Regions from separate parts of the Mus musculus genome. Here region 1 is linked to region 2. The links are chromatin contacts, found by Hi-C or POLR2A ChIA-PET in ENCODE. All regions are on one chromosome and are shown on one strand. Each heading gives the region's core, a stretch centred on a gene start or an enhancer-like site at or near the end of the contact. The rest is flanking DNA. Distances are from core to core; before and after follow the strand shown. Region 1 has its middle 23 kb from the start of Arhgap23. Region 2 holds the start of Socs7 (suppressor of cytokine signaling 7).

The links. Hi-C counts contacts between places; a loop is a spot of excess contacts on that map. ChIA-PET counts read pairs that join two places held with the same protein, here RNA polymerase II (POLR2A).
Region 1: a loop to region 2 is called in a map of regulatory T cell, with 2.1 times the contacts of the local background. The contact joins the enhancer-like site here to the promoter of Socs7 in region 2. A Hi-C loop is called at or near these places in 1 of 37 maps with a recorded cell type or tissue (regulatory T cell). POLR2A ChIA-PET finds 5 or more read pairs at or near these places in 3 of 5 experiments (Patski and embryonic stem cell).

Annotation. Positions count from the first base shown.
Region 1 is chr11:97,424,777-97,430,334 of GRCm38, reverse strand. It overlaps a transcript of Arhgap23 not described here. Among named protein-coding and RNA genes, the nearest start is that of Arhgap23, 23 kb to the left of the region's middle. Within about 2 kb of position 2,022, at least 2 of the 3 ENCODE cell types and tissues checked have a DNase peak (open chromatin) inside an H3K27ac peak, as active enhancers do.
Region 2 is chr11:97,361,004-97,366,214 of GRCm38, reverse strand. It overlaps Socs7 (suppressor of cytokine signaling 7), which reads right to left and starts at 3,923. Exons shown (of 10, transcript NM_138657.4): 1 at 2,792-3,923. The coding sequence starts at 3,780.

The DNA of each region.
Region 1 (5,558 bases), core at 773-3,272, 66 kb before region 2:
AATAAATAAATAAATTTATAAAGAAGAAGTAGTAGCCAGTAGCACCTGTGAACCTGGAAGTCCCCACCCTGTTCCCTGAGCCAACCCCACAACCACAGCTGGATAGGGAATTCTGCACTGGTCCATGGGCCATTGAGGGGAGGGGGACAGAAGGCTCTACACTCATCTTAGCATTCAGGAAGGAACACATTTACCCCTGGCATTCACATTGGTCCTATTCTAAGTAGCACGAAGGCTGCCAATCAAGTTCACCCAAGTGCTCTTTGCTGAGCAAAGTTATTGGGAAGGCATTCTAGGAACGGACAGGTGGGAGGGGTCATCCACCCGGCCTCCTGCCCACCATCAGGGTGGACCCCGCCACCCGAAGGCCAAGGGCCCAGCCCACTTCCCATCCACACTCACTCTGGGTGGTTTGGTTTCCCTCTGGGAAGTCAGTCTAGGCTGATAAATTTTGGCCACCAGGCCCTGGAGGACACACCCCCAGCCTCCACACACACCTGCACCCCCTTCCCTGCGCTCCAGTCACCACATCCTCTGGCCTCCTTCCAGTTCCCGTGAGCACTGTGCTCCCTTCCAGCCTCTGGGCCACAGCAGCACGCTGTTTTTGGAATGTTCTGTTGCCTTCAAGCCCTCCCTGCTTCTCCAGCCCTTTTGATTCATTCCCACCCACCCCGGACCTTCTAGCACTAATGTCTGCCAACACACCAGCTCCAGGCGGCTCAGCACTTACAACCTGGACTAAGGACCCCCAGGACTCACAGGACAGAAGGAGAGAACTGATCTCATGTGTCCCTCTACAGACCTGGCTGGCCTCAAACTCAGAGATCTGCCTGCCTCTGCCTCCTTGAGTGCTGGGATTAAAGGTGTGCGCCAATTGCTTAAAAAAAAATTTAAAGTCACTTCACACACATCCTGCCCCTGTGCCCAATGCCCGGGCTCTGGACACTCTCTCAGGGCATTTATGATTATAAGGCTATTTTGGCCTGGTAGGCCAGGACTGTGTCTGCTTTGAAGGGACAGTATGTGGCCCGGGTGGGCATCAGCACACTGCTTCTGAATTTGGGGGTGAGGAAGAAGCAATGCTTTCATTGCTGGGGTGGCCACCCCTCCTCTCTGGGGGCCTATCTGGAACAGAGACTACTTAAACTCCTTTTTTGTTGTTTGTTTTGAGACAGGGTCCCATGTGGCTCAAGTTAGCCAAGGATGTCTTTGAACTTCTGATCCTCGTATCTCCAGCCCTCAAGTACTGGGAATACGGGCTTGTGCTACCACACCCATACTTCAGGGTTTTTTTTTTTTTTGTTTTTTTTTTTTTGTCCTTTTTTTTGGTGGGAACCACATCCAAAATTGGACGCATTAGAGTATAGAAGGGGGCAGGGCACACACGGACAGACAGGAATCTGCTTCCATCCTCTGTGGCCACGCCTTCTCCTCACACTCTGTATTCCAGCTACAAGCCCTCCTCATCTGTTTTCAAACATGCTAGACACAGTACTCATCTATATTTTCCCACAGTTCTCTGCCTCCTTTCCATGACTCCCGACTAGTCTCCCCATCCTCACATTGTCAGCCCAGTGTCCCACAATGTGGCATCTTCCTGTGGCAGTCACCTGTGGCAGGCCAAGCCTAGGCTCTTGGCCACCTCATCTCATGCATCCTTGCTATCAGTTTCTCCCTCTAGGTCCACCCGCCCAAAGAGAAGCCGGCTGTCCGGCCTCAACACGCACAGACTACAAGAAGGCAGCTGAGATAAGCTGAAAGGATAAGATGGAAGAGCAGGAGGGAGGAGGGGACAGAGGAAAGCAGAGCGGGATGGTCCAGCCAGACGTGAAGAGCGACAAATATGCGAAGTACGCCTGCCCCGGAGCTATGAATAGTGCAGCCAGGCTGCCAGCCCGGTCGCATACCCCCACCCCCACCCCGCCCCATGGGACAAACTGCACCAGGCTTGAAATGAGGTGCGAGCCCAGGAGGCAGAAACCGCTTCTGCTTGACAGGGCTGAGCCAAGAAAATGAGGGGCGTGGCCATGCAAAATAAGAGCAGCAGGCACCTCTCATTGGTGGATCCCTGCCTACCGCAAGTTTGGGACGGAATGGTTACTCTACCCCAGGCAGCACCCGCAAGCTGAGGCGGCTGCCTTTCCTAAGCCGGTAAGCCCCGGCCAGGGCCGGCCGTCATCAGTCACCCCAGAGCCGAACCCCAATGATGCCGCGGGGCTACTGGAGACCTTCCCATCCCCATCACTGCCCTAATAAGGTTCTGCTTCCCTGCGACGCCATTCCTCACTACCTTAGCCCCAGGTCAGCCTTGGGGTTTAAAGGTCTGAGCTCACAAACAGCTGAGCACTTAGGAAACATCTGAGCCAGTCCCTGCCCCAAAGGTACCTGAGAGTCGAATTTCGGCCCTACCCTGTCCCTATTTGTCCCCAAACAATTCAAATTTCAAAGACGAATCTAGGACAATGGAAAGGTTATCACCAAGTGGGGCTCTAGGTGGAGAGGTTAGCTCACTAGGTAAAGGGTCACACAGAGCCTGAGGCTAGTCTCCACTCTGTGTAAACCTGATCTCACCCTTTCCCTATCCAAACCTCCACCTCCTGAGCTGTAAGGGACCCTTCAGGGTCCCTCAGAGGATGCGGCTGGACGCCTGGCGCCTACTTGCTGCCCAGCAAGTTTCAGTTCAGCAGTCCCCAAAGGATTTGCAGAAATTAAAAGCAGTCTGAATTTATAAAGATCAAAAGGGTAGACATGAAACAAACAGAGCAGATGTGGAAACAAGGTTCAGAGAATTGCCTAAGCTGAGGATGCCAGTATCCTGGAACTGGGGATGTGGTATTAGGGGGCAGGGAGCACTGAGAACTCAAGGGCAGCCTAGGAAACATACTGTGTTCTAGGCAAGCTTGGACAATTTAGTGAGACTGTCTCAAAAATTAATAATTAATTAAAACAACAGCAACCAGGGGCTGGGAAAAAATGGCTCCATGGTTAAGAGTAACTGGCTGCTCTTCCAAGGAACTGGGTTCAATTCCTACCACCCATATGGCAGCTTACAACCATCTGTAACTCCAGTTCCAAGTGATCGATTCTCTCTTCTGACCTCCTCAGGCCCGACACACACACATGGTACACAAACATGCAGGCAAACCACCTGCCTGCATGCACATTATCACCATCACCATCATCACCACAACAATACTAAGCCACCTAAATAAGTACAAACATAAATATATAAATTACTCAATTCCCAGACCCCACAAGGTAGAAGTTGAGACACACACACAAATGCAAAAAGTGTTTAAACACACAACACACACACACACACACACACAGACACCTGTCCTGTGGCCATTGCCATATTGTCTAACACAAAGGAGCATGGAAGGGGTGGTGTGATGCCAAATGCCTTTAATCTTGGCACTCAGGAAGGAGAGGCAGGCAGATCTCTGTTAGTTTAAGGGCAGCCTGGTTTACAGAGTGAGTTCCAGGACAACCAGGGTGGGTGGGAGGGGAAGATGTCACCAGGTCACCACTGGTGGCTCTAGAGTAGCTCAAGCCCTTGTTCTCTGGTTACTGTCAAGGCTTGCTCTTTTTTTTTTTTTTTTTTTTTTTTAAAGATTTATTTATTTATTATATGTAAGTACACTGTAGCTGTCTTCAGACACTCCAGAAGAGGGCGTCAGATCTTGTTAGGGATGGTTGTGAGCCACCATGTGGTTGCTGGGAATTGAACTCAGGACCTTCAGAAGAACAGTCCGGTGCTCTTACCCGCTGAGCCATCTCACCAGCCCAAGGCTTGCTCTTTAATAGAGTCGGGACCCGGGGTTATCTTTTATTTGTTTGTTTGCTTGCTTGCTTGTTTGAGACAAGGTTTCTCTATGTAGGCCTGGCTGTCCTGGAATTTTCTCTGTAGACCAGGATGGCCTTGGCTTTGAACTCAGAGATCTACCTGTCTCTGCCTCCAGAGTGCTGGGATCTTATCCTATCTCAGGATCCTACCAGGCTCTGTGTGTGTGTGCGTGTGTGTGTGTGTGTGTGTGTGTGTGTGTGTGTGTGTGTGCTCGCACGCGTATGCGTACATTTACCAGAGCCACCACAGGGATGCCTTCCTCTCCCTTATGCTAGTCCTCCTTGGATTGCAGCTCACTGCACTTGCTGTGACAGGTGGGCCTGTGTTGGGCCATGGGAGGTCATCTCCCCTGCAATTTTGTGTCAGCCAATATAGCAGTAACTACAGGACAGGTATAGGATTCAGAAAGAATTATCTATTGAGCTAGTGACATATTTACTCTCTCAGAATTTGGTTTTTTATTTTGTTTTTATATTAAATATACATTGCTTAGTGATGGCCTTTGAACATCTACCCAACAGAAAGTATTTTACTAAAGAGTTCTTGGGGACTTGGGGTATGGCTCATTTGCTGATACTCTTGCATAGCGTGTATGAAGCCCTGAGTTGGGTTCCCAGCTGTATATAACCTGGCATTGTGGTACTTTCACTAACGGCAGCACTTGGGAGGTGAAGCCAGAGACTAGAAGTTCACGGTCATCCTTGGCCAATAATCAAGTTTGAAACAGGTTTGGAATATATTAGACTCTGTCTCAAAAAAATTGTGATACTAATTTTTGAGGCTGGCAAGATGACACGGAAGTTAAGAACATCCATTGCCATTCCAGAGGACCTGGGTTTGACTCCCAGCAGTCACATGGTGGCTCACAACCATCTGTAACTCCAGTTCCAAGAGCTATGACGCCCTCTTCTGGCACCAGGCACGCACGTGGTGCACTGGCATGCACACAGACAAAACATTCATAGACATGGAATTTTTTAAAAGTTAAAAACAAACAAACAAGCCGGGTGGTGGTGGTGCACACCTTTAATCCCAGCACTTTGGAGGCAGAGATGTGTGGATCTCTGAGTTCAAGACCAGCCTGGTCAACAGAGTGAGTTCCAGGACAGCCAGGGCTACACAGCTACACAGAGAAACCCTGTATCAAAAAAAAAAAAGAAAAAGAAAGAAAAGAAAAGAAAAGAAAAGAAAAGAAAAGAAAAGAAAAGAAAAGAAAAGAAAAGAAGAACAAAAGAAAAGAAAAGGTAAGAAAAGAAAGATAAATTTTTAAAAAACTAAAAAATATTTGTAAAGTATTGAAGACACTGAAGGTATATGTTCAAGGGCCACTACAAGGTATTTACAGACTCAAAAATGTGCTCTTGTGAGGCTAAATAATATGTAATCCCAGCACCCAAGAGGCAGAGGCAAGGGGATTCCCCTGAGCTCCAGCCTGACCAAGGCTACACAGACCCTGTCAAAAGACTGGAATAAGTAAATAAAACCAGCACCAGGCAAGGCCACCCAGATCCGAACTGAATCAGTGATCTGTGTATTTTAACCTCTTTGGCTCTGGTCCCCCTTGCTGACTCTGTACCACACTGCTCCTTTGGCCTGCCAGGGTCTTCTAACGCTGATATTTTAGGTTAGGGGGCCGTGGGAACAGTCTGGACTGGCAGGTAATGGAGACAGGAATCTCACAGGCTATTGTTTATAAAAATCGTAGTGGAGT
Region 2 (5,211 bases), core at 2,674-5,173:
CCTGGCTATCCTGGAACTCACTTTGTAGACCAGGCTGGCCTCAAACTCCGAAATCCTCCTGCCTCTGCCTCCCAAGTGCTGGGATTCAAGGTGTGAGCCACCACTGCCTGGCCCACTGCTAAGCCTTATAAAAATGACTGTTAGGAACATCCCATCGAAATCGATAGCTGTGGGAACCACGTAGATGGGAAAGGTAGATGCTGAGCAGAGCAGAGAGAACTATGCCTAGAGGCTACCGTAAATGCCCCCAAATTACATAGCAAAGACAGCAGAGCCCATAATTACCTTCAAGCAGCTCAGACACAGAAGCCTCTTAACTGGCAAAGGGCTGAATCTCCTCAGAGCTTCAGGTGCCACCATTTAAAGCCAGAGACCAAGTGCAAACTCCAAGCCACTGCTCTTCCCAACATGAGAGGACTTGCTTAGGAGACACAGATCTACAGAAATCACAACTACCCTGGCCAGACTTACCACGGTTCTCACAGCCTAGAGGCTGCCAGAAAGACTGGCACAGAGTAAGTGTGGAGAAGACAGCAAGCAGCACCAAAGCTCAGCACAGAAAAAAGACCCAATTCAATCTTAGAACTTCTCCTCCAAAAAGCATAAAATATTCCATACAGTTTTCACATCTTCCCTCTACTCCTGTAAGGACATGAACAGGACAATTCACAGCTATCCCACTTCACAAATAAAAGGGGAGGACAAAGATGACAAGTCTGCCCTCCATACCACAGCTAATGCTCAACTTCCAAAAGAAAGAATCCAGACTTTCCTAATTCTCTATACAGCATGCTGCCTCCAAACAGCAGTCAACCAAAATGTTTACACACAGATACCTAGCTCTTCTCAATCCACCCGAAAAAGCTCTTGGACCAAGAACTCTATTTCTTCACTGCCCTCAACAACGCGTCTTTGCAGAGGCGCAGCCTGATTTGCTCTGCAGCAGAAATCTGTATTGTGCTTAGTGTAAGGGCTGGTGACAGAGCAGCCAATGGCCATTAAATTCTGCTTCCAAGGCAAAACACCATACAATGGTATATGCCTTTTTCACTTCCTAATCTATTAGACGCAGCAGCTAATTTCACGCCACACCTCATACTTGTCGTCTTGGGAATCTTAGAGCAAGTCCTGGTCAATGTGGAACAAAGGCAAGACAAACCACAGAAAATTATCAATCCATCCTATGCCATTATCCACAGCTCCAACCGTGCCCTCACCCTCAGCTAGTGCAAATTTCATCCACATTGGCAAGTGGAGCATCAAATACAGAACCTACCACTGTGGGGGATGGGGATTGTTTCAGAAACCACACACTTTTCAAGACCTAAGCTCTCAGCAGTAATTCATTCATTCTCTCTCTCTCTCTCTCTCTCTCTCTCTCACACACACACACACACACACACACACACACACAATAATAGTAATAAAAACAGGCCCTACCTAAAGGAGTAGACACAGGGAACAACAATCAGGGCAAGGATCTGGGTTTGGCCCATGACACAGATGTTCAGAAATGGCAACAAAGCCAAAATAAGTCCACACCTTTTATCTTGGAGAATTAAAGTTCCCTTGAAAATCCATGTCCAAGAATGGGTGGTTTGTGAACAAGGATAAACTAGGAAGCTTTAAAAAAAAAATTTAAATTGGGCCCAGATATACTTATCTTTCAACATCCCCCTACCCTCCAAGATTCTAGTGCTCAACAAAGTTATCAATTTATCTGCTCTTTGCCCTTGGTCTGTCACTGTCTGTATGTTTCAAGACTACATCACAGAAACCATACCAAGACCAATTCCAATCAGGCACAGTGGCAGCAGGCCTGGTCCTTGGGAGGAGGTAGGAAGAAAGAGCAAGAGATCCAGACCAGTCTGCTACACAGTGAATTAAAAGCAAGCCTGATCAACATAATAAAAACCTTGTCTAACAAAACAAAACAAAAGCCACCAATTCAAGTTTAAAACAGATTCAGAACTACAACTCACAATGTTATACCACAAGGTAAGACTCATTCATGGCTGCAAAAGCTGACAGCTTTCCAAACTGACACTACAGAACTATGTCCCGACAGTAAAAGTCTAGCCACTTCTTAGAAATTCAGGGGAACAACTCACCATTTAAGTTTGGAATTGCCATTAATTGGACTAGAAGTCACTGTGTATACCTCACCTAGACCTCTCACCTCCGTGTGAAAGTGAGAGAGTCAGCACAACGCCATTCAGAAAGTGGTCAGCACACAGGCTTTAGACAGCAAATATCCAGGAACAACCAGAATATTAAGGGAGCTGCCCAGCTAATTGCTGGCCAGACTCCTCGGGCTATTTGCATGCTTGTACTTGCGAAGAGAGTGAAGGCTGGTGCACTGAGAGAACAAGCAAGACGATCAAGATAATAACAGGCAGGTGATTGACACCAGCTTTTCGGCCCCAAGGCCACACATTTCCAGCAACCTTCAGCAATGGTAGTAATAACAGACATGGGAGGGGTGCTTAAAAAGTGGGGCCGGAACAGGGATGGAAGGTGAGGCCGGGCTTCAGATCATCCCCAGCAAGAGACGCTAACCCACTGAGAAGTGTCACAGAGTGTGAACTCTCCGAGAGTTGAAAGCTGTTTCCACAATTAGCTCTGACCTAATGCGAGATGTCACCACCTTTAATCCCAAGTGTCTGCCTCCTCCTGAAGTCCACAGCTCAGCTCTAACAGTATCGTGTTGGCAGTAGGGGAAAACGAGGGAAACGAAACAAGAAATGGAACTTTGTCGCTTGCCCACCCCCAACCCCCAAGCCAATCTCACCTCCCCGTATCCAGCTCCCGGACCGCTGAGCCTCCCATGTCGGTCAGGCTCGCAGCTGAAGCTGCCAGATCTCCCGAAGGCCTCTTGCCGGTCCCATCCCCGCCGCCCGAGCCGCCGTTACAGCTCTTCGTGCGAAACAGGCGACTGAGGCGGATTTTGAAGGAGCCCTTCCGAGAAGGGCCTGCGAGAGGCCGGAGGGGCCCGGGAGGCGGCGGCGGTGGGGGAGGTTGCTGCTGCTGCTGCTCCCCTCGGCTCAAGCGCCCTGGAGGGACCAAGTCCTGCAGCGGAAAGGGCACCGGGGGTAGTTCGGGACCCGGAGGCTGCAGAAGCAGCCGGCCACCCACTCCTCCTCCTCCACGGCCGGGGCTGCTGAGCTCCTCTTCCGAGCAGCTGTTAGTCTCCAGGCTCTCGGCCTCCGATTCCAAGCCCTCCAGGACCAGCAGCGCGTCGCTCGTCTCCGTCGGGTCCTCCCCGGCCTGCGGGGCGGCAGCAGGCGGCGGGGGTTGCGGCGGCGGCGGCTGCGGGGGACACGGGCACGGACAGCAGCCTCCGCCGGCAGTCTTGATCCCCGGCCCCGCCGGCTGTCCGAGCCCCAGGGCCGCCAGCTGCGCCTCTAGTCCAGCCACGGGACCCCAGGTCCGCTCGAGCGCCAAGCCCGGCGGGAGGGCCTTGGGATCCAGCGCGCAGCGGTGCCGGGGACACAGCAGTTCCGAGGGTCCCGGCTCCCGGGCCGCCTCCGCGTCCTCCTCCTCCGGCGGCCGCCCCACGTTGCGGAACACCATCAGCTGAGGCGGCCGGGCGCCCCGCGAGCCGGGCCGCGCGAGGAAGGGTGGTGGCGGCGACGGGCCATGGCTGTGGCCCGGGGGCGGCGGCGGCGGCGGCGGGCCTGGCTCGGGGGCGGCCTCTCCATAGCCGAGGAGGCGGCTCAGGACCCGGTACGAAGCGGCCGCCGCCGCCGCCTCGCCGTCCCGGAGCTCGGCCCCCTGCATCGGGGTGGCGAAGGGAGGGAGGGCGGGCGGCTAGGAGCCGGGCTGGGTGGGGACTAGGCCGGGCCCCGCCGGAGCCCCGCCCGCCGCGGCCCCCGGAGCGACAGCGCTAACGGCCGCCGCGGCCTCTGCCTCATAGAGGGGGCGGGGGGGGGGGGGCGCGCGGAGCCCAGCGCGAGCCCAGGCCGCGCGCTGCCGCCGAGGACCGCCCCTAGACGTCACTTCCTGTCCAGGGCCCGCCCCCTTTCCCCAGGGTGCGCAAGCGTCGGACTCCACTCTGCCTGACGTTTCTCTTGGCCCTGGTAGCTATTGGCCGTCTGCTGCATCTGGGGCCTCCGTGGTCTCCGGCACCGACCCCTGCTTTTTCACTTCCTGGGCGCCCGGGCCCTGTCCACCGTCCTGTGTAGAGCAGTGCAGGCCTCGGGACCCGGGTCTGGACCTGGGAGAGGGTCGTGGACCTTGGCACTGTCTGGGGGTCTTGTCCTGTCCATGCTGCCTGGAGTGTGTGACCTTGGCCAAGTCATTTCATTACATCTGCATCCTCTTTCCTAGCATCCGATGAACTGTGGAATGACTACATGAAAATGGGTTGTAGAGCCTGCAGTGTGCTCTTCCGTGCCAAAACAACTGGATCTTTGAGAAGACAAGAGTGTGTATATAGTTAGCATAATCTCATCATGAATTTGAAATGAAGAATGGATATACACAATTCCAAGAAATGAAGATATACAATAGCCAATTCTGTACGACTGATGGCCAAATACATCCTTCCACTGATTGTTGTCATAGTGTATGTCATGTTGAGGATAGAATCCAAGACGTGGCACGTGCTAAGCAACAGTTCCATCACCAGACCTCATTCCCAGCCCTTCCCAAAATGATGACAAGTGACCAAGGACTGCAATTGTAACAAGAATTTTTACTAATATTTTCCTCTGTTGATGAAAGAGAACAGTGAAAAAGCAAAACCTGATCAAATCATCAATCATGGGGGCAACTTTGCTGAGTCGGAATTGGTTTCAGTGACGGGGAAGAGTTCCTTCAACGTTTTTGTGCCATTGCTAATGTAACACCTACAGATAGATGTACAGGAGATGTAAATCAGAATCGCTGTCATAATCTCCATCACTTAAAAAAAATGTATGTGTATGCACATGTGTGTGCAGAATCCGAGAAAGGGCATCAGATCCCCTAGACCTAATTATTAGCTGCCCCAAGTCCCTGGACATGGGTGTTGAGAGCTGAGTTCTGACCCTCTGCAAGAGCAGAACAAGCCGTTATCTGCTGAGCTAGCTCTCTAGGCCCCTCCATCTCTCTTTCTTTCTTTCTTTCTTTCTTTCTTTCTTTCTTTCTTTCTTCCTTCCTTCCTTCCTTCCTTCCTTCCTTTCTTTCTTTCTTTCTTTCTAGACAGGGTTTCTCTGTGTGGCCCTGGCT